2 separate regions of the Homo sapiens genome follow, and region 1 is linked to region 2. A link is a contact called in ENCODE Hi-C or POLR2A ChIA-PET data. All regions are on one chromosome and are shown on one strand. Each heading gives the region's core, a stretch centred on a gene start or an enhancer-like site at or near the end of the contact. The rest is flanking DNA. Distances are from core to core; before and after follow the strand shown. Region 1 holds the start of MORF4L1 (mortality factor 4 like 1). Region 2 holds the start of TLNRD1 (talin rod domain containing 1).

What was found. A loop is a pair of places that touch in the nucleus more often than their neighbours do. ChIA-PET counts read pairs that join two places held with the same protein, here RNA polymerase II (POLR2A). Pooled maps may share reads with other maps.
Region 1: a map of breast epithelium shows a loop between it and region 2 (18-fold over the local background). The contact joins the promoter of MORF4L1 here to the promoter of TLNRD1 in region 2. A Hi-C loop is called at or near these places in 2 of 168 maps with a recorded cell type or tissue (breast epithelium and naive thymus-derived CD4-positive, alpha-beta T cell) and 10 of 50 pooled maps. POLR2A ChIA-PET finds 5 or more read pairs at or near these places in 2 of 52 experiments (CD4-positive, alpha-beta T cell and activated T-cell).

Annotation. Positions count from the first base shown.
Region 1 is chr15:78,870,001-78,874,412 of GRCh38, reverse strand. MORF4L1 (mortality factor 4 like 1) reads right to left here and starts at 1,523. Exons shown (of 12, transcript NM_006791.4): 1 at 1,356-1,523. The coding sequence starts at 1,395. RefSeq lists silencers at 1-20, 1,022-1,081, 1,492-1,751 and enhancers at 672-911, 305-936.
Region 2 is chr15:80,998,264-81,002,282 of GRCh38, reverse strand. It overlaps TLNRD1 (talin rod domain containing 1), which reads right to left and starts at 1,360. Exons shown (of 1, transcript NM_022566.3): 1 at 1-1,360. The coding sequence starts at 11. LOC128071545 reads right to left here and starts at 141. Exons shown (of 1, transcript NM_001414893.1): 1 at 4-141. The coding sequence starts at 141. The coding sequence ends at 4. RefSeq lists silencers at 63-192, 543-1,002, 1,043-1,732.

The DNA.
Region 1 (4,412 bases), core at 274-2,773, 2.1 Mb after region 2:
TGACAAACATCGTCTCAAAAATACAAACAAAAAAAGTCACTCATTAACAAAATACCCCTAAAACCTCCTTAAATATTCCATAAACTTAAAATACGCAGTACTACGGTTTGAGGTTTACGGCTCTAAAAGGAATTCTAATGCAAGTCTAAAAACCCCTAGAACAAAAATCGTACGCATGTAGACATCGTATTTACGGTAACTAGCATAAATTTCCATAGCAATGAAAAGGAATGTTAAAGTGTTCCTCCTTTCTCAACAGGACTTTACTTCCTTTTTAGCTATTAGACCTCCACCTTATTATACGTTAACTGAAGCGTTGTGAAAATTTAAAGAGCTGCCTTCCACTGGGAGTCAGTCTAACCTTACCCAAAACTCATGTCAATCGAAAACCAATTAATAAAAAGAAATTCAACTTTCAAGTCATTGTTAAACACTGCAACTAATCAAACAATTACTGCATTTAAAAAATGACGTCGAGGCAATGGGACTTACAAATGCAAACGGCGTCAACACTGCATTCAGATCATTTTTATTTACTTTTTACGAGCAACTGCAAAGCGAGAGCTCACTCACATTACCATAGGATCTCGGCACTGCGCCCAAGAATAGCAGAGTGATGCCTCCAGGCAACACAAAGCGGAGGAAAACGCTCATCTCACTTTTTTTTTTCTGTCCCCACCCACCACTCTGTGGTATGCGGAGGGCCCCGGCAACCTTCTGGTCGTCGTGGAAGGGGGCGCTGCATCTGCCCGTAAGCTGTGCCTCCATACGGGACCGAGACGCCGGCGGCCATGATGGCGCCGCCATCTTGCAACGGCCATTTTACAACGCACTTCTCCCGCCCCGTGGCGCCAAACCCACCCCCATCCGCAGCTGAGTTGCCACCGAACGCAACCACCCCGGGGCTCCAGGAAGCACCGAAAAACCCGTCGTAGCTGCCCAAGCGGCCGGGCGCGCCGCAGGACCGCCCGAAACAGCCACCGCCCCTCCCCCCCCGCCGCCACATCACTTCCCCTAACCGCCGCCATGGCGCTCCCGTCGCCTCCCTACAATAGGCTGCTCTCTCCGCGCCCTCTTCCTCAGAACAATAACAAACACTTGACGAGGGTGTGCCACGCGCCAAACGCTCTCTCTCCCACTCTAACGCCTGCGCAGCACTCTCGCTTCACAAAGCGCTTTCTCACAATGACGCACCGGAATTGCCATCCGCAATGCGCTTTCCCCGCACAAAGCACTGACCGCCGCCTTCTCAGGGCGCAGCCCGCGCCGCCCCCGGCCCTCAAGCCTCAATCACCTCGAGCCCGCCTCTATCTCCTGCGCCGTTAGGTGCCTTTTTCCCAAAGGCGCACACTCACCCTCCTGGAATTTAGGCTTCGGGTCCTGCTTCGGCGCCATTTATAAGTGATTCGCCGCCTCCTCCTTCTCCCACCACCCCCGACTACCGCCCCCTACTCTCTACCCCACCCAACTCCGCGTCAGACGCGCCGTCAGGCACTGCCAGCTCTACATCCTGGGCCGGATTTGCCAGCGCCCGCAGACCTCACAGCACCGCGACCCGCGCAGCCGCTGCTCCAGCCAACGACAGCCCGCCGCGCACGCGCCCCTGCGCCCGCGCCGCCCCAGGGCACGCCGGGACTGGTAGTTCGGAGTCGGTGGAGGCGCCCCCCCCCCCCCCCCGGGTGGGGGAGGGGCCGGCTACCCTACCCCACCCCACCCCCGCTTCTCTCTCCATGCCCCCGGCTGCTGCGGGTTGGTAAAGCGGGGATTTGATTTCGTGGGAGGTTAAGGCGGAGCTGGCGATGGGGGAGAGTGGGGGTGGTGAGCCACCAGTGATAATAGAATGGGAAAGGCCCAGTTGCGACGTCCCTTGGGCAAATAAGCCCCCGTTGATGTTGAAGTAGTCGGAGAGAATAGGGCTGGCTCGGAAACCTACATTCAATAGCATTCCGCTAGTTTTTGCATAGAAAGGCTTTAGGATCAGCAAGAGGGTGGGAACTGGGGTCCGCTTCTGGAAGCTTCGTTGTTTAGCAACCCCACTGCGGAGCCTATTTGGTGGGATTGATAGCCATTTGTTGGCTCCTAGGTCTACCTCCTCTTCTCCAGCCCAGCCTTGCGGAAATGAGGATGATGACGTGGGAAACACTAGTCACGCTTTAGCTTTTTGAGATAATGGAGCTCTGCTTTCTGAAAAAGGCTAGTGTGAATATGTCAACGTCTGTATTCCGTACCTGCCCTGTTTGTGCTTCTTGTCACTCTAAACAAACGGATTTCTTCAATATTATACCTTTTTTTTTTTTTCTGAGATGGAGTGTCGCTCCGTTGCCCAGACTGGAGTGCAGTGGCGCGATCTCTGCTTACTGCAGCCTTCGCCTCCCAGGTTCAATCGATTCTCCTGCCTCAGCCTCCGGAGTAGCTGGGATTACAGGCATGTGCCACCACGCCCAGCTAATTTTTGTATTTTTAGTAGATACTGGGTTTCACCATGTTGGCCAGGCTGGTCTGGAACTCCTGACCTCGTGATCCGCCCGGTTTGGCCTTCCAAAGTTCTGGGATTACAGGCGTGAGCCACCGTGCCTGGCCTAAACAAACGGATTTATGTCGTTCCCTGTTCAAAAACAACTTTGTTGGCTAAGCTGCAAAATAGCACCATTTCCGTCAGTTTATTGTGAGAATTACATATACGGGCTTAGCGCGGTACCCAACAATGAATAAGTGCTCAATGAACTTTAGACGATAAATCTCAAAGTCCTTAGCCTGGTATTTAAATCCTTCCACAAACAGCCCTTAGCCTACCTGCATCCCCTATGTAAACCTTTATCCTCCTACGCAAACCTTTGTCTCCATGACTTTTCTTTTTTTTTTTTTTCTTTCTGAGACGGAGTTTCCCTCTTATTAACCAGGCTGTAGTGCAAAGGCGCGATCTCAGCTCACTGCAACCTCTGCCTCCCAGGTTCAAGCGATTCTCCTGCCTCAGCCTCCCGAGTAGCTGGGATTACAGGCATGTGACACCACACCGGGCTAATTTTTGTGTTTTTGTAGAGATGGGGTTTCTTCATGTTAGTCAGGCTGGTCTTGAACTCCCGACCTTAGGTGACCCGCTGGCCTCGGCCTCCCAGAGTGCTGGGATTACAGGCGTGAGCCACTGCGCCCAGCCTGTCTCCATGGCTTTTCTAAGCCCTCCCCTGCCCGGGTTCCACACCCCACCAATTCCGGGCCCCTCTCCATTTATCTGACTTCCATTTCTCCTTCAGTCTTTTTAACACAACCCCTTCTCTGACAACAGAAACCCACAAAAACCTTCCTTATTCCAGTTGAATATACACCATCTTGTCACGACTACTTCTCGCAAGCTTGTCCAACCTGTCTTATTTTGTTGTTGTTTTGTTTTGTTTTGTTTAGGCTTTTAGCACCCTGAAGCCATGGTTTTTAGTTTCAGTCTCTAGTGATAAGTGGAAAAGGGGGATGAGGAAGGGGCTTTACTGGCCCAACCAGAAACAGAAACTAAGAACCCATGACTGTATTCACTCCCTTGGACACCATTGCTAAATTGTAAAAAGGGACAAGGGCTTCTTTGGACCCCACCCCACCAAAACTGTCCTGTACACTTTTAAATTTTTTATTGAATATAAAATACGTACTTTTTTTAAATTATTTTTTTGAGACAGTCTCGCTCCGTAGCCAGGCTGGAGTGCAGTGGCACAGTCTCAGCTCACTGCAACCTCTGCCTCTTGGGTTCAAGCGATTCCCCTGCCTCAGCCTCCTGAGTTGCTGGGACTCGGTGTGCCATCACGCCCAGCTACTTTTTTGTATCTTAGTGGAGATGGGGTTTCACCATGTTGGCCAGGATGGTCTCGATCTCCTGACCTTATGATCCTCCTGCCTTGGCCTACCAAAGTGCTGGGATTACAGGCATGAGCCACTGCGCCCAGCCAATTTTTTGTTGTTGTTGTTGTTATGAGACCAAGTCTCACTCTGTCACCCAGGCTAGAGTGCAGTGGTGCAGTCTCAGCTCACTGCAGCCTCCACCTCCTAGATTGAAGCGATTCTTCTGCCTCAGCCTCCCAAGTAGCTGGGTTTACAGGCGCATACCACTATGGCCGGCTAATTTTTGTATATTTAGTAGGGATGGGGTTTCACCATGTTGGCCAGGCTGTTCTCGAACTCCTGACCTCAGGTGATCCACCCGCCTCGGCCTCTCAAAGTGCTGGGATTACAGACGTGAGCCACTGCGCCCAGCCTGCACATACTTTTTTAATCCAAACGTTTAAAAATACAAAAATGAAAATAGTGGGCCGGGCGCGGTGGCTCACGCCTGTAATCCCAGCACTTTGGGAAGCCAAGGCAGGCGGATCACGAGGTCAGGAGATCAAGACCATCCTGGCTAACACGGTGAAACTCCATCTCTACTAAAA
Region 2 (4,019 bases), core at 111-2,610:
CCGCTAGCCATCGCGCCCGGGGGGCACTGGCATGCCGCTGGGGAGCCCGCTACCACCGCCGCTGCCGCGGCCACTGCCGCCGCCCCGGCGGCCGTCGCGACTCAGCTGGCCAAGGCCGCGGTGCCTTCCCCGCACCATCATGCCATCCACCGCCGCGGGCAGAGGGCACTGGGCTGCGGCGGCGGGAGCCCGGGCGGCGCGGGGTGGGCCCGAGGGCGAGAGAACGCGGAAGGCTCTTCGGGGCAAGGGGAGGGGCTGCAGCTTTCGGCCTCCTAGAGGGCTTGCAGGAACCATGAACCGGGGCAGAGCAAACTCACTGTCCGCGCTCCTCGTCGCCGGGCTGCCAGGAAAGTCCCTTCTGCTGGTTCGCCGCCGCCGCCGCCTTCTTGGGCATGGCCTGGCGCGGCCCTCGGAGCGGGGAGGGCGGGACGGGGAAGCTGGGAGTTGTCCTTCCTTCCTTCCTTTCTTTGAAATCAAAATCCTTTCCTCGGGGAGGAGCGCGGGAGGCAGCTCAGGCGGGCTGTGCTGTCAGCCGCCGCGCTCGAGGCCACCTCGGGCTCGGCGGCGCACGTGGGCTTCAGGCGCCGTGACCCCACCAGGCGGCACTTCCCCGCGACGGCGGCCGGGGCTGGCTCTCTGGGACGCGCGGCCGCCCCGGGCGCATCTCCTGCCTCCAGCTCTTGGGAAGCGGCGCCGGCGGCAGCGGGGCAGAGGGTGTGGCCGGCACTGTCGCGGCCGCGCCGAGTCAGAGTCGGGCGGGAGCCTGCACTGATTGCGCACAGCGGCCGCCCGGATCGCGCTCAAGCTCTCGCCCGCCCGCCACACGCCCGGGCGTGCCGAGCACCACGGCGGCCCCTTCCCGCCTCGCCGGTTCACAGAGCGCGGCCCGGCGCCGCGGCGGCACGCCCTCCCAGACCGCGCGCCCGGCGGCCCGGCGCTGGCTGTCTACGCAAGTCCATCCCTGTCGCCTCGTCTGGGGCCCGCAGCAGCTGAGCTCTCCCGAGGCCCCGGGCCCCGCGCATCGGACGCCCCTGCACGAGTCTCCCTGCCACCGGGCCAACTCAGAAGGTCCCCGCGGCGCTGCGGCAACCGGCCCGGGCCCCGGCTCCTGCCATTTTTGTCAACCGCCAACTTCCGAGCGAGCGGGCAGAAACTGAAAGGAAGGGCGGGGGCCGAAAGGCAGAGGGGAAAACACCCGCTTCCTCTCCGCGCGCGGCTTCACCTCGGAGCGCGGCCGTGGCTGCGCCGCCGCCCGCAGGGGCTGCCGGAGGCTTTTCCTGTTCCCGTCCGCGCCTCGCCCCCGGGCTCGCCGCCGCCGCCGCCTCGGCCGTAACCTCCCTGGAGCCTATAGAAATCTTTTGTGTGGCGTCACCGCCTTTCGTTTAAATCCCGCTTCCTCCTCTCGCCCTTCCTCCCGCCCCCTCCGCCGCTCCCGGATGCTTGCGCGATGCGCTGCTCCTCCCCCGGGAAGCTGGGTGGCTGCGGGGGACGCCGCCGCCCAACGCGGACGCTGCCGGCGTGGGGCCGGTGGTCCTGAACTCCCCCGTGGTCCTGGGCCGAGAGACTGGGGGAGCGGACAGGGGAAGGCCTGCTCCGGCCCGGGGGCTCTGCGCACACCCATGGGAGACCGGGGCGCAGCCGCCCGCGGGCCTTACGTAAGCTCTTAGCCGGACCAGGGGGCTCCACGCTTCCTCCCCGCCAAGAGAGCAAGTCTAAAAGGTGACCTGGCTTCTGGGCTGAAGGGAGGAGGACACTGGATTTCGGCCCCTGGTGATTTGCTGGGGCCGGTGGGTCGTCTCGGTCTGCGCGACTTCGCCCGGTTTTCCAACGCCCCCTGCCCTTTGTTGTGTTTGATCCACTTCCACGATGGGTTTCCGACCAGCAGTGCAGTGTAACGAAAAGAGGAAAAGAGCACTGGATGGGGAGTCCGAAGAGTGGTGCTAGATGCCTGCCCGTTCCTCCCTTGAAATACGCCTTATGCAGTGAGAGCGCGGGTTCTGAAGCAGATTTCCTAGGATCAGCCTTTCTCAAGCCATTTATGAGTTCCATGACATTGTTCAAGTTCTCTTTCCAAGTATCCGTCTTCTCTTCTAGAAATTAGAGATTGTGCACAGGCTGCTTGAGTACTTGGTTCCTAAACAGTAGCTGTTAGAATTATTATGAGCCCTGATCAGCGCACTTTGCCCTCTCATAACGTCTATTTATTCGTCTGTATAATGGAATAATAGTGGCTGCTGTTAAATGAATTAAATACGACGGCGTTTGGAGGGAAACATTACTACTCCAGTTTTACAGATAAGGAAACTGATGATCAGGTGCTTGAAGTGACTTCCGAAGATCAGGAAGACAGCATATGGCAGGGACAGGAACCCACGCCTACGCCCCAGCCTCTTTTTACCGAACCTTGTTCTTCAGGAAGTGGTTAAAACACCTGGGCTACTCCCAGCAAAACGCCAGTCACGCAGTCCTGAAACAGGTCCTCTAAGGTGCCCAGCCCAACACAGGCTGGGCGTGCTGAGCCAACAGAATGTTTGTTCCTCTGTCCCTTCCTAGAACCCCAAGTCACCTTTCTCCAGCCAGTTAAAAACGTTACTTTTAACTAGGATGACGTTTCAATTTATCGGCCATATCCAAGCATTTCTGAGAATGAACTGTGAGACATGCTATTAATAAATTAACCATGAACAGCAGGTTCAAACCTGGATGGATAGTCATCCTACTTATAACTGAAAGTATCCTTAAATATCTTTAGAATCCGGATGAGCCCACTTAGTTTGCAAACCGAGGTCAATAAAACTGACTTGAAATAGGAAGTAATTATGTAGGGTTAATTCCTTTTTTTCTTCTACAAGAGAAAAAAAAAACAGCTGGATAAGTCAAGGTTTTTCCATGGTGACCCAGGGATTGCACCTTAGTCCTTCTTAAGCTCCAAAAACTTATGAGAGGGGGCCGAAAGCGATGGCTCACACCTGTAATCCCAGCACTTTGGGAGGCCAAGGCAGGCGCATCACGAGGTCAGGAGATCAAGACCATCCTGGCTAACACAGTGAAACCCCGTCTCTACTAAAAATGCAAAAAATTAGCCGGGCATGGTGGCGGGCGCCTGTAGTCCCAGCTACTCGGGAGGCTGAGGCAGGAGAATGGCATGAACCCGGGAGGCGGAGCTTGCAGTGAGCGGAGATCGCGCCACTGCACTGCAGCCTGGGCGACAGAGGGAGACTCCGTCTCAAAAAAAAATAAATAAATAAATAAATAAAACTTATGAGAGGGAAGTCAGACTGTTCTGTGCCTAGTTTATTCTTGAGGCTGCTCTAAGATCAGATTTTTTTTCCAAAGCCACGTAGTGCCCCTGGGGGTCCCATTTTCCCTTTCTTCTACATATGCAGTCTGTTTTGTTGTTGATGGAAACCCACCCCGACAATGAGTTGTGTTACACACAGACTGTCCACTCTATTCAGTGAGGTTTGGTTTCATTTTTAAAACTGATAGCATTGTTTTCTCGGCCTTCCCTGCTTCATTTTTCAGATAGGGAAGCTCCTAAACTGATCCTCCCAGGCACTGCCTCCACCTTTCTTTAGGTTCACCTTTACTTTGTCCGATTGTTCAATCACTCCACAATCACTGGGCACCAGTCTTGTGCTAGGCACCAAAGTTACATAATTTGTAATATGAGGCCCCCACTCTTTAGAGTCCAGGGATAGGAGTAGATTCACAAGAAACAGCCACAATTTCACTATTGGCACAGTGAGAGCACAGAGTAAAAAACCTATAGCAGAGATAATCAGGCTTCACAGATACAATATTTGTAGGTAGGCAGGGCCATGTGGTTCTGTCTGACCAATGAAATGTAAGGGGAAGCTATGCAGGTTACTTCTAGGCTGAGACAATGAAAAGCCAATCTGTAATTCTCCACTCTCTTGCCCTCCTATAACTACCACGGAGACTGCATTCTAGTTGGTGGAGCCTCTGTAAGCTTAGGTGACCATGTGGAGCAGACCCTCTTGATCTGTAGTGGACAT